2 separate regions of the Homo sapiens genome follow, and region 2 is linked to region 1. Evidence: chromatin loops called from intact Hi-C (ENCODE). Cell type or tissue: HepG2. All regions are shown on one strand. Links, peaks and the distances in the headings refer to the core of each region. The heading gives the core; the rest is flanking DNA.

Region 1 (8,390 bases), core at 165-8,164:
TTTCACCCCATTCATGTTTTTTTTTTTTTTTTTTCTCCAGAGTAATGTTCCTATTACTGAAAGAAAGATGGGGAGGGAAGCTCGCCCTTGAGGAGTTCGGCAAAGTCGTAACCACATCAGAGGAGCTGCTTGGTCGATCCCTACCCAACCCTTAAACTGGAACCGGCTTCCTAGGAGCTTAAAAAAAAAAAAAAAAGGTTGGGGGGGTGTGGAGTGGGACGCATCAAACATTCCCCTGCTTTCGTTGCATAATTCGCCCAGAACCTGCCAGGTGACCTGCTGACTTTGTTTTCTGTCTTGACCGTGCTTCGTTCCACACCCCCCTCGCCGCCGGGCAGCGCCACACTGAGAGGGCTCGGCGCGTCCGCGGCGCGGGCAGACCCCAGTAGTCACCCGGCCTTGGACTGGCGTCAAGATCCAGCCCCGCCGACCCCGCCTCCCGCCCGCTCTGGAGCTCCCAGGCCCGGCGGCGGCGGGGGCACCAGGGGGCGTCCTCCCTGCGGGGGACCAGGGGGACCGTGCACCTGGCGACGGCCCGCGGGAGCCGCGCGGCAGGCGGCCACCCCTCCCCATCCCCGCCGACCGCGGACTGCGGGTCCCCCAGCCCGGGCCCGAGAGCCGGCCCGCTCATCCGCCCTCGGGGACCCAGGCCTCAGGTGAAGCTCTGCAGACACAGACGGATCTGATTAGCGCTCGCTGGTCCTTGGGGCGGTCGCTCTGCAGATTTCATGCGAAATGGGGTCAAAAGGCCGCGCAGAAGCGTGGAGTCTGCAGGGGAAGGCTCCCCGGGGTGGAGGGGCTTAAGAGGGGTCGAGACCTTTAGGGGTTTTCTGTAGGGGGCAGAGAGCGGGAATTAGGGAGCGAGGCTCTCCTGCCTCCGAGCTCACAGTGGGCCTGCATATGGGGGTGACTCAATGGGAGCGGGGACGTGGGCGAGTGGGAAACAGGCCCGCTGGGTGAGGGTCGGACCTGCAGACTGGCCCTGAAGGCTGAGCCGCTGTCTTGGGCCCCTTGGGGACACGGAGAGCCCTGGGTCCCAGCTGAACTGCAGCCAGGGCCCCGCTCCCCAACAGTCGGGGGACGGAGGTGAACGGGAGAGGCCACGGGTGTGCAAGAGTGGAGCTGGACGATTGCTTTCAGAAATGAGATGCCAAGCCATGATACATAATGACAGCACCTCAGCTGACCTCCGCAGGGCCTCTGGACCGGGGACTCACCGTGCCCGCCCCCACTCCCTCTCCAAAGGTGAGCCAGGAGCATAAAGCTTATCCCAGGCCCAGGTCTCCGAACTATTTGTCATCAAAGATACTTTTGCTTCAACACAAAACCAATTTTACAAACTATTCACATACTCTCTTTTGAAAAGGAAAAGAATAATGCAAATGCAACGTTGGTGACCTTACATTACCTGGGAATCAGAAGGTTATTAGTATTCCCTAGGGGAATTTAGGATAACTGGTGGACTGCCAAATTAGAATTGATGCAAAGTTATTCAGGCTTACCTTGTGATACAAACTAGCACAATTCTGAAAACTATAACTGGAAATTAAATTCAGAGTGGTTAGAAATGTGGTCTAGGTGGGATTGCAAGGATCTCATTTCCCTATGCATTTAGCACCTAATGGCAGAATAAATAAACAGAACTGCAATGCTCACCAGTGGAGAAAAGTGGCTGATTTTAGGAAAAATGTCAAATTGCTCTAATGTTAAAAAAAAAACACACAGAAATTATTTTGAAAAAGGAGTCAAAAGTTCAAGGTGTGCAACTTTGAGTCAATTCTAGAAAAAAATCTAAAATTTTTTTTCAGCTTGGAAGCCATTTGAAATTACCATTCATAAGTCACTTTATTTAAAGCATTAACTGCAGCAAGTTCCAGTTGTTTCTGCTTTCGCTCGCTCTTCAAAATATTCTTTATAAACTAAGTGAAAATATAAAAGTTATAGTATGCTGTTCAGAACAAACAATTCAGAAAATACTGTCGGATTCCAAAATGTTTACCTCAAAAATGTGAAATTTGAGGAAAAGAAGACAAGATGGAAGAATAATTTGCTGCGTTGTGTTACTAATGAGAATTTCTGAAGTCCAGCTTTCAGTCAGTTTTGCCACATTTTCTAAAGAAAAGATCTCATTGATCTTTTAACTTTTTATAGCTTGATTTCTAGCAAAAATATTTTTAAATGACTACAAAGTTCCCTACCCCAAATCCTGGAACCTGGTAGCCTGGTGCAAGTAGATTCTAGTTTTGCAAAATTTCATTACTGTTACTTTAGCAATATGTTTTTTCCAGTTTTATTAACTGAAGCCCTCATCAGCAGATAATTCTCTAAACAGTCTAAAGCACACTGATTGAGATTTTAATTGGCTAGACTCAATAGTTTAGTCCTGTAATTATTTCTCTCTCCCTAAGGTACCAGCAAGTGATTCCATCCTGCATATAGTTGTCCATGATTGGGTTAAGAAAATGTACAACTGTGTTCAACTCAAGCTTCATGCTGATTTAATCTTTTAATCCTTGTCATTTGGTTTTCAAAGCAGTTTGTTTCTGAGGTAGGACCTAGGCAAAGAGGCCAAAGATATGGACCTTACAAGAGAGAAAGAGATGAGGGGTGGTATGGTTAAGGCTACACCCAATGTTCCCTGAATTCATTTATAATTCAAATGTAGAAAAATGTCTATCTTTTGAGAACTGACTTATACACCTTCTTTGATTGGTCAGTAAAAGCTACATAACCCAAAGTGTTAACTTAGCTCCAGAAAGCTCAGACCCAAGCATTTAATGTCCAATTGCAATGTTTCCTTCCAGCTGGATATACACAACTTTTTCCTTCTATTGTTTCTAAAATGTAGTAAAATGACATTCAGATTCCTTTTTGAGAAAGCGAGTTTACTTACAATCCCATCCTCCTAAAACAACTACTTAGGTTTTTGTTTTCTTCTAGTCTTTGTTCATATGTTTATGTTTTCCTATAGCGTTTGTGTTCTGTTTTTCTTAATTTCGGATTAATATTATAACCTTAACATATGTTAAATCCTAAATGTATGGTTTATACATATGTCAGTGTGGATCACCTCCACTCCTTTGTGAGAAAGTTGGCTGGGTATAAAACTTAAATGTTTAACCTCAAGCAATTTTAAGCTGCCTGGACATAGTATCAGGGCTGTGGGCATCATGTCCAAATCTTATTAAGATTCTTACTGACTTCTTAAGGCTCAGCTTAAGCATTGTGGTCCCAGTACTAAACAGAATGCTCCTTTGTGTGATTTAAGTATTCTGAAAAGTGGGTTACCTGACATCCCAGGCTCAGACATTTTTGTTGACTGAGCACATTGGAAGACTTGCATCCACACGATTTGATCAACTTGGGAATATATTCCTTCCCTGGAGAAAGTCAGTTGCAACCTGGGGAAGGAAGGACATGCTTAAAAGGTCTCTGTCTCATGCACTCAGAAGCCACTGAGTTGAGCAATTTCCTATTTGACTCAATGTGCGTCTCTCATTTTCATGCTTTGATTTTTTGCACTGGTTTTCTTGGTAATGAAGGGTAGTGGGAAAGGGAGGCAGAATTATCTAAATACAGTAATTACCAAATTGAAACCTATTCAAACAGCTAGGTTACTAGGTTCAGACTGACCTTGACACTTTCAACCTTCAGATTCCAGTTGGTTGGGGTCAGCCACAAATGTCGAGTTGCTGAGTGATTTCCACATGCTTCTTTTGTGTACCTTAACAAGGGCAGACAAAAGATGTTTTTCCAGTGGGACTCACTCTTTATGAGGCCTGACCCTCGAAGGAGCAAATTAATCTCAGGCGATTTTGAGGTTTTAGGGCACTAAGAGAATTTTTAGAGCATGGAGAAGTAATTTGTTCAATGGTGCCTTAGAAGAGTTAATTTACCTCCAAAAGGTGAGTTCCTTTTACTATCCTGAGTCTTTTACTTCCTCTGAGATCAGACTTGTTATTTGCATAGCAAAGCATTCCATTTAGCTCGAGGGAGGGGGTGGGGGATTGTTAACAAGGAAAGTCACTTTTCCCACGTCTTTCAAAACTCAGCAATGTGGTAAGTGGGTTTGATCAACCTTTCCCCTCCCCTAAACCCCAAAACGTCAGACTATTTTGCTCATTATCTATCTTGAAATTGACCAGGTTTTCCGGATAGAAGAGTTGTAGGATTTAGTATATAGCTGCTGAGAGGACAGTTTTGCTAACATTGTTTGTTTTGGCAAGTTAGTGTAGACTTGCAGGTGAAGACTCCAGAAAAGCAAACAGCAGACTCCACCAACATCCCTCTTCCCCTTTACAGGCATCACTTTTTATTTTTAATAAATCAGGGAGGTGCTTTTTAATAGATTCGTGACACTTTGCATGGGAATTATACACATTTACCTTGGTATTATGTTTCCCACTTGGCTGTCCTGCTTATTCCACCCAAACTCATCTATGCACTTAAATCACAGTCTCTGAGGGCCTACACTGTGTGTAGGTTATTGTTTATTTGCTTGTCACTTAGCAATTCTCAAGAACTAGCTCATAATTTATTTTAACCAAATATGCTCCACCTTAGAGACCCAACACTGTAAATAAAGGGGACTTTTCAGCATTCTAGAAGATTGAACAATCCGGGGTCCTAATTAGCATGGAATCAACTGGTAGTTACTTTTAAGTGTCTATTCTTTCCAAATTGGGAGATTAGTCACAGGGATCTGAGGGAAGAAACTGGACGTTTAATAAGCCCTATTGATAAGAAGGGGCAATTGTAAAAATACAAAAGTTTAGCTGCTGGAAGATAACCTTACATTTTGAGCATTTGTGGGAGAATATAATTCTAGCTATATCTCCCTAAGATCACTAATGTTATATAACAAGTCATAGTGACCCGAAGAAAAGTAAATTTAGGAAAATGTTGGCGGATGGGAACAGCAAGCAAAACAAAATGGTCTGTGGTCTATTCTGCATTATTCAGCCCATTGACAAAGTTTCTAGGCTTCTCTAGGAGAAGCAGGGCTCTGTGTTCGGTATGTGATGGGGTAGGGGAGAATCAGGAGGGGTCTTCTGTTTTCCCTAGAATAGTTTACAGTGAAAATGTATTTAGGTTGTATATCTATAATTAAATATAGAATTTTGACAGAATTTATCTCCCCTAACAGAATTTTAAATAGCGAAGTTTTTACTAACATAAACATGCATTTATAAAGAATTCATTCCATGGAGGAGAATGAGAGATGTTAATAAGTACAAACAAATTAATTAGAAAGAATGAATAAGACCTAGTATTTGAAAGCACAACGGGACGACTATAGGCAATAATAATTGTACATTTAAAAATAACTAAAAGGGTGTAATTGGATTTTTGTAACATAAGGGATAAGTGCCTAGGGGGATGGATACCTCATTTTCTGTGACATGATTATTATGCATTGCATGCCTGTGTCAAGACATCTCATGTACCCCATAAATATATATGTCTACTATGTACCCACAAAATTTTTTAAAAAAGAACTCATTCTATCTCTGTGTTATAATGCTGGGAAAGTTTTTTGTTTTGTTTTGTTTTGTTTTAAAGATATGGATATGTACATAGACAAAAATCTGGCCATTGGTGGGAAAATTATATTATAATGAGAAGAAAATGCTTCCTAGGTTAATTTAATGCAACACTAACTAAAATTTCTTTAAACATATTTAATGGAACTTGAAAGATAGTCACATGGACCAACAAATGGGGAAGAATATGTCCCCAAATTTTAAGGTAACAATAGTCTCCTTGTCTTGGCAGATGTGTACAAAATGACAATTTTTAAAAGTCTTTGTTATTAGGTTATCATTAAAAAAATAGATCAGTGGATAAGCAGATAGTTCAGAAATATATTTAAAATACGATTAGAATTTAACATCTGACACACTAGGAGCAAGACAGGCTTATAAGAATTACTAAGAAATGATACTTGGTAAATAGATAGCATGCAAAAGTGATTTAATATAGATGTGTATGTTACACTAAACTTCAGAAATGTCTAAACATATTAAAGAGCTAATCATATTTTTAAGTATAGGAAGCTCTATTTTTAAGTATGGGAAAATTGAATTGCCTAGTATCCAAATCTATCAAATAAACACACACATTCAGACTACTTATGAAATTGAGGGTGTTATCAGAAGTTTAAAGAAACTAGGTTTGATAAGTAGAATTTTAAAAAAAATTATAGCAAAATGTAATAAAAACAAATGTAAAAAGCAAAAACCAGAGTATGAAACATGATGAGTACTTGATAAATATTTACTATAAAATGTATAAATTATGGCTATAATCCCAGGTCATATGAAGATTTACAGTTAAAGTAACAACAGATGCTCTAGACCAGATGTTGGCAAACTTTTTCCATAAGGGGCCAGATAGTCCATATTTTAGGCCTTATGGATCATAGGCCTCTGTGGCAACTACTCAACTCTACCAGTCCTAGCACAAAACTGGTCATAGAGAGTAGTAAACAAATGCATGTGGCTGCGTCCCAGTAAAACTTTATGGACACGGAAACTTGAACTTCATATAATTTTTGCTTGCTGTGAAATATTCTTTTGATTTTTAAAGACTGTTTAAAAATGTAAAACTATTCTTAGTTCACAGATGGTAAAACACAGGTGGTAGGCTGGATTTGGCCTGAAAGCTATAGGTTACCAGCCCTTGCTTGTTTTTGTTTTTGACCTGTGTAACCCAACGCATTTTCCTTGAAACAACAGTCTCAAGAGCTCGTTTCTGAAAAAAAGGATGTCATGATGAAATGTATTTGGAAAATGCTGTGATCTGTATTACTGACTTGAAAATTTACAATGAGCATTATATTTTAAAGTTTTCGAGAAATCCCATAGTAAGAAACCTGCCTGGCTTTCACCAACCCAGTGATGCTTCAACTTACCTAACCTCAGTACTCCTTTTTGTCCCTCACATTCCCAACCGTGCAAGGCCAATGCACAGTTGGCCCTGGCCTATTCTCTCCGATGGCACTTGATACTTCTTCTTTCCTTGTTAACTACATTCCAGCCATACTGGCCTTCTTTCTGTTCTTTAACCACCATGTACATTCATTCATTCTTGCCTTGGATGTTCTTCTGTCTGCTGTCCCCTCTGCCTGCAAGGTTCTTCTGCAAGATCTTCACAGGCTGGCCTTCTTGTTATTCAGTTTTCAGCTCAAATGTCTCCTCCCCAGTGAGGCCTTCTCTGATGTGCTATTCTAAAACGACTCCTCCATCCAGCATGCTCACCCGCATGCCTCTGTACTGTTTTCTTCATGGAACGTTCTATGAAATTTTCTCTCTGTGTATGGGTACGTGTATGTGTATGTATGTGTAGCATCTCCTCACTGCAATGAAAGCTCCATGAGGGGTGGGACCTTGCCCCTCTTCTCTTTATTAGAACATCCTGTCTCTAACTGAAGTGCTTGCCACATAAAATGAATGCAATATAATTTTATTCAGAGAGATTTTAAGAGATAGAGAAAGGGATAGAGATGGAGTAGGGGTGAGGGAGAGGGGGAGGGAGAGAAAGTATTACACAGACCACGTTTTGAGAAATACTATGTTATGCAAAAGAAAACACAAATTTTAAATTCTTACTTGAAAAATGCATAATGTCACTAGCAGTTACAATGCAAATTCATCCAACTTAAAGTTTACATTGCAACTCAAAGGTTATTCTAAGCAGCTCATGTAATTACATCCATCAATTGCTGATGTTTCTGTAAATGATTCAATTTGTTTTTTGGAGAATACAAGTAAGCTGAAATAAGAGCTATAAAATTGCTTATGCTCTTTGACATTTTGGAAAATACACCTCACAGAAATAATCTGAAGAGGAAAATGGTAGTTTTTTTAAATAGATTGATATAAACATTGGTTATAATAGCAAAAGATTGGAAACAATCATTCTAGACTATTAAAAATGACAATAGTGTAAATTACATCAATATCTGGACTTGTGTTTATCATACCATATTAAATGAAAAGAGTAAAACACAAAATATGTGCTCTTCAATGACACCAACGTAAAACATGCACACTTACACTAATCATAGCTAGACAAATTTAATTTGCAATAAAGCAAATTACATTTCATTTCATATTTTTGTTGCAATATTTTCTCTGTAACATCAAAAAGTTGACAAAAGAAAAGAGATTGGAACTTGCTTGCACTGTGGAGGGAAAACTGGTTCTGTACATGTTTTAATTTGTCTGAGGAAACAGAGAAAAGACTTAAATATCCTGAAATAAAGGTGGCAAAGCTTCTCCTATTCAGCCTTTCGATGTGAGTCTGGACCTGTGGTTTCAAAGGCATTCTTATTTCTCACCTAATTCACTTTATTGTAAGTCCTATGAGAAGCAGAAGGTTGCTATGTA
Region 2 (8,390 bases), core at 100-8,099, 61 kb after region 1:
CTTCTGATTGGCTCTGCACCTCTCCATACTGGTAGCAGTGGTTCTCAGTGGGGTGATTTGGTCCCACCAGGGCACATTTGGCAATGTCTAGAGACAATTTTGTTTGTCACAGTGAGGGGGTGGAGTGGGATGAGGGTTGAGGATCGAGGTGATAATGACACCTGAGGGGTAGGGGACAGCAATGCTGCTAAACACGTTACAATGCGTAGGACAGCCCCTAGAGCAGAGAATGATCTAGTCCAAAATGCCTTACAACCTTGGCAGAAGTCTCCTTTCCTCTGTACTCCCCGACATGGGGGTCCCATCCTCTTCTTGGTCAATGCCTTTTTCTTTCCACTTTTCCCCATTCCATGGTTCTAGTGAGTGTGCACACGGGAACAGAAGAAGAGTAATTCCTTTATTTTTGTCTCTCCACTTTTCCGTTCCTTTGCTGCCTTGGGGAGTCCCCCTATACCTGATTTCTGCCAGTTTCCTGACAAAGTTGAGGTTTCTCTATTTATATCCCTAAAAGTGAAGCTTTTCAAATATGTAAGATCTGAGGTTCACTGGCACAATATGGCATACTTAAGACAGGATTGAGGTCCGAGAGGGAGTCGTGAAAGAAAAAGAGGACACAGAGTCTGGATATTTGACTGTGTTTAAAAGACATCAAGGCACCCAGTGGAACATGGCAAAAAGGAGCTGCCAGTCAGTTTTGTTTATGTGGAACAAGCCAATTGTTTCCTCCCATGTGAGTGGCTGGTTTTGTTTTATCTTTATGTAGCTGCTATTCCTCCTTTTCCCCCACAGACCAACTAGAAGTCATTCTTTTTGTGATCTTTGTTTTTTTTTTCTTCCAATGAACTCTTATTTTGCTGCATAGTATCAAAATATTTTCTTCAAAGACAATTTCCTTTAAAAATAAACTGTTATCAGAGAGAAGCTATGTTCACAGCTGGTAAAGGCATGATTAAATAATCACCGTATGGGGAATTGAAAAGCAATTTCATAATATAGCTTTAGATTCCAAAGAGAAAATCTAAGGAAACATTCCAGTTAGTTAAGAAAACTTTTAATCAAATGAAGTGTTTGAGCTCTACTTGGTTTTTGTGTGTTTTTTTTTATTGGCAACTTTCTGTATGTGCATGTTTTACTTGGTGAGAGTTTGTAAGAGGTTATCTTAATACAGTAATGGACTTCCTGAGAGTTTGGTTAACCTTCTAATTACATATAAAATAGCCTTCCAAATAGTTACAATAAATGTTTTAGACATAAATTTGACATGAGTCTGTATCTTTACTGCTAGTCTCTACTATAACTCTTTTTTTTGAAAAAAAAATACCATTAATCTAAGAAGAAACAGAGTATCTAAAGCAGAAACTCCTATATTGTTTATGTTCATAGAGTGACATAAACTCTTAGACTCTTCATGAGTAGTGACATTATGGAGAAGGAAACCCTACTTTTGAATAGAAAAAAACTGGAGCTCTGCCAAAGCCCAGCATGTAATTCCAGGAATCATCAAATCTCTCTGGGACTTAGTTTATCTCATCTATAGACTAGGTGCAACATGATCACTCTTCAGGTTTGTCCTACAACTAGAGCTTACCAGTGCAAAAGCCTTACCACAGTACATGCCAGGTTGTCAACAATCGGTGATTCAATAAACAATAGCTGTGATCAATACCTTGATTGTATAGGCAATTCAGACAACACTAGCTTTTTATGTAAAAGTTTCCTCTTTGAAACTAATAAAATATCAGAGTTACCAAAGAGATATTTGTAAAATACTTATTGGAATATCTAAGGCCCCAGATCAAAATATTCTAAGCTGGACAATAATTTTATGCCTATGCTTTGGGTCCAGTATGCACTGATTTTAGACCAGAATTCTTTGATTTTTTTTTTGCATTGTTGGGTATGGAAATCCTGTACTAATACCAGACATTAAAACAATTTACACAGCTGTAATTGTGAGACAATGTAAATTCCATTAGAAAATTGTATTTGAATGATTATAAATGTTATTCTATAATCGACCTAAGATTGTTAAATCATAAACTTAACTATGAAATTTAACGCTATTTAAATACATTTAAAATAATATAAAATGTACCTTTTAAGCTTTTCAAATTTATGTATTTATTATTATTATTAATATTTTAGTGACTGGGTCTCATTCTGTTGCTCACGCTAGAGTACAATGCTACAATCATAGCTCATTGCAGTCTTGAACTCCTCGGTTTAAACGATACTCCTTCCTCAGCCTCTGGAGTAGCTAGGACTACAGGCATGTGCTGCCACGCCTGACTAATGAAAAAAAAATCTGTAGAGATGGGGTCTTGCTATGTTGCCCAGGCTGTTCTCCAACTCCTAGTTTCAAATGATCCTCCTACATTGCCCAAAGTGCTGGGATTACAGATGTGAGCCACTACACCTGGCCTCAAGTTGATTTAATTGTGTAAGATGAAAAATAATTGAAGTACTCTGTTTCATAAAGCTATATAGAATCTTGAAAAACAATGACTTGGAAAGATTTTTCCAAATTTTGTGAAATGACTTTTTATTGTTCACATGCAGCTCAGAATATTTTAATATTTGGGTATACAGTAAAATAATCAAAATTATACATTCTAAAAACATATTTTGAACTTCTAGAACAGAATTAACATGCTTTAGAACTGTGTTCAAGTGACTCATTCAGTAAGCCATTAAATCAGTTGACATAATACAGTATTTGAAATACCTTCCCAAAGCATATTTATCTATATTTTATTTCCTGTGAAAATTTGAAATTTAAGTACTTGTCATTTTGACATAAGCATATGTCATTTTTGTATTTATCTTAAAAAATTGTATTTAACATTTTGTAAAGACTTCCATTAGTATTAACCCAATAGAGCAAAATAATCAGAGAATGGAATTTTAGTTAAACTCTTTTTTTTTTACCTTTTATAGGAGTGCTATATCACACCTGTTTCTGAGCTTTAGGTTGGAGGTACTTCAATGAAAAAAATAACCTTGTATCCGCACACAACCTTATATGCACATAGGATTTTAAAACATGAGATGAGTTCCATTATTCAGCAAATGGCATTCTCCGATTCTAAAAAATGGAAATAAAATCAGAATCAGTGACATGCAGATAAAGGGAATCAACCAAGTCTTCAAACTTATTGCTTTGTATTTTTGTCTTATGAACTTTGAATTGAACTTCTGCACAGGATCTGATCTGGATGAAATGTCATATATCTGAGACTGATCCTTATCTCCTAAACGTTTCCTTTGTTTCTTTGATTCTTTGGGCTTTACCCTCTTATTTTATTGTGAGTGGCCCAGAGCTTTGATCTTGCAATAAGCTCTGGCTCGCAACACAAACCTTTGCTTTGCTATGACACACAGAAGGACGTGGGTATACTCAGAAAATCTAAATAGACAAGAGGTTACTTCTTCTGTGGTTAGGGCTAAAGGCAAATGGGGTAACTTCAGAATTTATTGTCTCCCATTACATTATGGGAAACTAAAAATTCACACGGGTATTTTAACATTAAGAAAGCACACCTGTGAGAACAAGTTTGATGTACAGTATCTATCTGTTTCTCATTTCAGTTACAATAGTTTCTTGAGTTTTAAGAATTAAAACTTCCCCTTTTGTATTGTTGCAGACATAAAATATTTAGAACCATCTTTCAGATTTCAAATTCCTTTCTGGTTAAAAAAATTATATTAAGATAGTTTTGAAGTTGTACAGTAAATAAAAATTGATTAATATACTGAGCACAAAGTATATCACACAAAGGTGCTTTTTAGCTGAAATATCAATTAGAAATGCACAATATATAATAAAATAGGAGTTATAAGTGTTGTGTTTGCAATTAATATTTCATATGTTCTATTTTAAATTTTTCTTACATTAAGAAAAAAAGATGCATACAATTTTCTGAACCACATAGTTCATTGTATCTACAATATCAGACAATGTGTAAAATAATCATCTACCAGAGGAACGTATTTAAGCCAGCAGACACCCTGTGCATGTTACATGTGTACAATGTACCTCTAAAATTACGAGTGTCATAAATAGAGTGTGTTGACACTCAGATGACTCTAAAGATGCTTGAGGAGAACTTCAAAGGGTTTCTTTCTTCAGTAACGTCTACTAATAAGTTAATTATAAACATATAAGTAATGGTTTTTAAAGTAATTTTCTTATTGTGTATGTCTTTGTTTAAGAAGAAAATGTTGAGCAGCAAGCCGGTCCCAGCCATGTGACCATATTAGTGGCGAGTTTATCATCTTGAAATGGACACCAACACTTTTATGTCCCTCAAACTAAAAGCAGCTAAGAAATTGAATTCATATGCTTAATAAATGAGTAATTAGAATGGGAAAATTTTATTCGCCAGTGTCAGACATTTCCCTCCTTCTACTACCAGTTTTCATTAAGTTTGAGAAAGTACAGCCGAAAGAGTCAGTTCAGATATACACTGGGAAACAACTCAAAACTGCTTTTCATTTTGAGTATTAGAGACTTTTGTTATCTTTATTTATAGTTTTACGTACGTGCTCATTTTTTTTAAACTGGAACTCATCTGCTAGCTACTAAACAATCACTGAACTTTGTCCAGTGGGTTCATAACCTGAATTCAAGTTGTAGGTAATGTTTGTAATTCTAAAAATGCCAACATTTGTCATTGTGAATTATGTTTCCTTTAGGAAATTCCTTTACTAAAGAGAGGCAGTCATTTTTGACACTAATCAGATGCCTCTGTGCTGACCCTCTTGCTGAATGAGGCCAGGCTTTCTAGGTTATTAGTATTTAAAAAGAAATAACCACCCAATGTAGCATTTCAGTAAATAATGACCTACAAGACCTATTAGGCATATTCCACAATTTTTCCCACCCGTAGCAATGATTAACTCAGAAAACATTACAGAGCTTTTCTGGTGTCAGCTGAGCAGGGGCTTGTGGTTCTTCATTCACATTTTTCACTTAATCCCATGGCTTTGAATTCTTTCCCTTGTAAGTTCCTATATATAAAGATTAGAAACTGCTTCTGGCTATGCAGAATTACATGCTTTTAGATGAAATTCAATCCATTGTAAAAAATTCTGTTCAGAGCAACACTATTTATTTCTTGTTGGATTTGGATGACACAGAGAAGAACTGGGAACAGAAATTATGTTACCCAATTTTAATAAGCTGTAGCAATAATTTTGAGAAACACTAGAAAAATTAAACACTGGTGAGTTTATTTAAGCCTTTTAAGGGAAAAAAAAAAGGAAATACCAGAAGATAATTAAAAGTGCAGAGCTAACTTTTCCTCTGGAATGTCTTTGGCTTGCCTTCCTTTTATATAGATTATGTCATAGTGGAGGTTGGGGATTGAAAAATAATTTTTGGTATTTAAGGAAGTGATAGGTTTTTGTGATTCTTAATACTCATCTTTGCGTAAAACAGGTTGAAATAAATCTTTAACAGTGAAGAAAGAAAAATGTTTGGATCTCATGAGCTGTTGGAAATTTTCTTATTGCCTCTTTTCTAAATATAATAGGTTAAAACGTGGAGAATTTCTGAAAAGTGATTACTTTTTCCCAAATAGTTGATCTGACCACATATAGACTAGAGAGGGGACTCCTCTCTGAGTTTTGAGATGGGACTCTAGATATTTGGCTGCAGAAGCCTAAAGAAGCAAAAACAATGGGGCTTGGGATGGGGAGGTGGGGTGTCTACAAGTCAGTTACGGAGGAAAATGCCGAACAAATATTTCGCTGGTTCATATAGCAGGATTAACATTTTTGTTCCTCGTGGAGCACAGGCATAAATCCTTAGAGAATCTCAGCAAAATCTGTTGAAGGGTCACTTGAACTTAAAGGTAACAAATTCTTGGGGTCTTTGAGTTATATATTTTTACATACTTGTGCCCTTTTCAACTAACAGAAAGGGCAAAATACCCACAGAGCCCTCCTTTATTGTTCTCTGTGCCCTCCTCTGCCTTTCACGTCTTATTTTCCTCCCAGATGTGTTTAGCAGATTCGTGTTTTGGTTTGTGTAAATGAGCCACATCTCAAAGTCGTCATGACCCCCCAACTTCTGAGTCTACTCTTAATGGCTAACCCTTACTTCCTCACTTCCCAATCTGCCCCCTTAAAACATTTGCAGCTCCACTGTGTTTAACATTAGCATTTGATGGTTCTCAGGATTCATTCAAAGATGGGAAATGAGTTTTTTTGTTTTTTTTTTAATTGACTTGGCTGGAAGGTGCTCATATAGAAATGATGCTGGGAACAGCAAATGAGCAGACATCCTAGGGAAGTGAGGTAATCGCACTAGGCAGAGGGTGGTTCCGGAAGGTCCCACTCGGGGTGGGCTTCAGCGTTACACAGACTGACTCTCCCAGTCCTTAACTGAGTGCCTGATAAGAGAAAGGGCTTTGTAAATACGTAACCCCTTTCCCTATGTGCCCCTCTCATCCCCACTAAGTATTATTGACTGACTCTGGTCCCGAAAGACTTTTTTTTTTTTTGGAACTAATTTGATTTTTTTTTTTTTTTTTCCAAGAGCATGCCTTCGTTGAGCTGAGACCCAGGCTTCTCTGACAAACTCTGTTGAGGAAACTGGAAATGATCTACTAAAGAATATAGATCGCTGAGTCTGATGTTGTACGAAACTCATAATACCTGACTGGGGAAAAAAAAAAACCAATGTAGGAAAAGTGAGTGTCACCAGAAAGAACACAGAATGGTGAGCCCTGAGAAGGCAGGTCTGTGACTGTTCCGTGCACCACAACATCCCGAGGGTGGTGGGTGCTTGGGCGTGCTTACTGAATGAATTCTCTTGCAAGATACCGTTGCCAAGTCTTCAACTTGTTCCTTTCCAATGTCATTTGTATTAAGCCTGAAATTTGCTTTGAAATCACAGGAAGAAAGAATCTATATAAACTAAATGGCCATTGTTTTCATTAATATTGTTATGTCACACCCAATCCCTAATCCCTCCCAGACAACAATTGAACCAAAGCAATATCAGTCACGTGATGCCTGAGGTCAAGTGAGTTCACCTCCCTGCCCGTAGCCCAGCATCATGTAAACCACTAAAATAAAGGCAAAGACATCTAGTATTTCTCTGGAGGCACACACTTAATAAAAACACAACTGAGGTGAGGAGGCTCAGAGAGAACATTGCTCAATTCCTAAATAGGAGTAAGTTACACTCAGACACAGACCCAGTCTCCTCCAAATTTCTTTTTTATTTTTTTGAATGAAGTTAGGAGAAAAAGGATTTTGGGCTTGCAGTTTGCTGTGGAGAGCGAGAGTCTGGCCTCACGTGCACAAGATGATTTCTTTTCTTTTTCTTTCTTTCTTTCTTTCTTTCTTTCTTCTTCTTCTTTTTTCTTTTTTTAATAAAGTAAGCACATTTAATGGAAATACATTTAATAGAAGATAAGGGTAGATTTGGAAACTTAAAATTCTTGCTAACTCTTAACCACACCTGGGTTAGTAGCATCTGGACTGCCATTACAGCCTTCTAACCAGCATTTCCACATCCTTTCTCATGCCTTCCATTTACACCCAACTCCATATATTCTCCACAGCATTCAGAATAGTGTTTTAAAAATAAAAATTTTTATTTATTTATTTATTTTTAATTATACTTTAAGTTCTGGGATACATGTGCAGAATGGGCAGGTTTGTTACATAGGTACACACGTGCCATGGTGGTTTGCTGCACCCATCAACCCGTCATCTACATTAGGTATTTATCCTAATGCTATCCCTCCCCTAGCCCCCCACCCCACAACAGGCCCCAGTGTGTGATGTTCCCCACCCTGTGTCCATGTGTTCTCATTGTTCAACTCCCACTTATGAGTGAGAACATGTGGTGTTTGGTTTTCTGTTCCTGTGCTAATTTGCTGAGAATGATGGTTTCCAGCTTCATCTATGTCCCTGCAAAGGACATGAACTCATCCTTTTTTATGGCTGCATAGTATTCCATGGTGTATATGTGCCACATTTTCTTTATCCAGTCTATCACTGATGGGCATTTGGGTTGGTTCCAAGTCTTTGCTATTGTGAACAGTGACACAATAAACATACGTGTGCATGTGTCTTTATAGCAGAATGATTTATAATCCTTTGGGTATATACCCAGTAATGGGATTGCTGGGTCAAATGGTATTTCTAGTTCTAGATCTTTGAGGAATGGCCACACTGTCTTCCACAACGGTGGAACTAATTTACACTCCCACCAACAGTGTAAAAGCATTCCTATTTCTCCACATCCTCTCCAGCATCTGTTGTTTCCTGACTTTTTAATGATCATCATTCTAACTGGCGTGAGATGGTAACTCATTGTGGTTTTGATTTGCATTTCTCTAATGACCAGTGATGACGAGCTTTTTTTCATATGT

The links. Hi-C counts contacts between places; a loop is a spot of excess contacts. Peaks named below come from ENCODE experiments on the same cell type or tissue, not always from the same donor. Only the 100,000 strongest peaks of a DNase experiment are listed, where the experiment ranks them.
Region 2: it touches region 1 in a loop (2.4-fold over the local background); 15 of 110 quality-filtered maps call a loop at or near these places.

Annotation. Positions count from the first base shown.
Region 1 is chr14:53,938,959-53,947,348 of GRCh38, reverse strand. No RefSeq gene overlaps it. Among named protein-coding and RNA genes, the nearest start is that of MIR5580, 5.3 kb to the left of the region's middle. RefSeq lists a silencer at 450-499 and enhancers at 470-1,000, 1,001-1,533, 1,874-3,318, 2,997-3,623, 3,624-4,251. In HepG2, for the core only: no CTCF peak of the experiment used is centred there; DNase peaks (open chromatin) are centred at 3,678 and 4,018; H3K4me3 peaks cover 881 bases.
Region 2 is chr14:53,877,876-53,886,265 of GRCh38, reverse strand. It overlaps LOC107984676 (a long non-coding RNA gene), which reads left to right. Exons shown (of 4, transcript XR_001750978.2): 3 at 6,542-6,695. Among named protein-coding and RNA genes, the nearest start is that of LINC02331, 31 kb to the right of the region's middle. In HepG2, for the core only: no CTCF peak of the experiment used is centred there; DNase peaks (open chromatin) are centred at 3,355 and 4,775; H3K4me3 peaks cover 843 bases.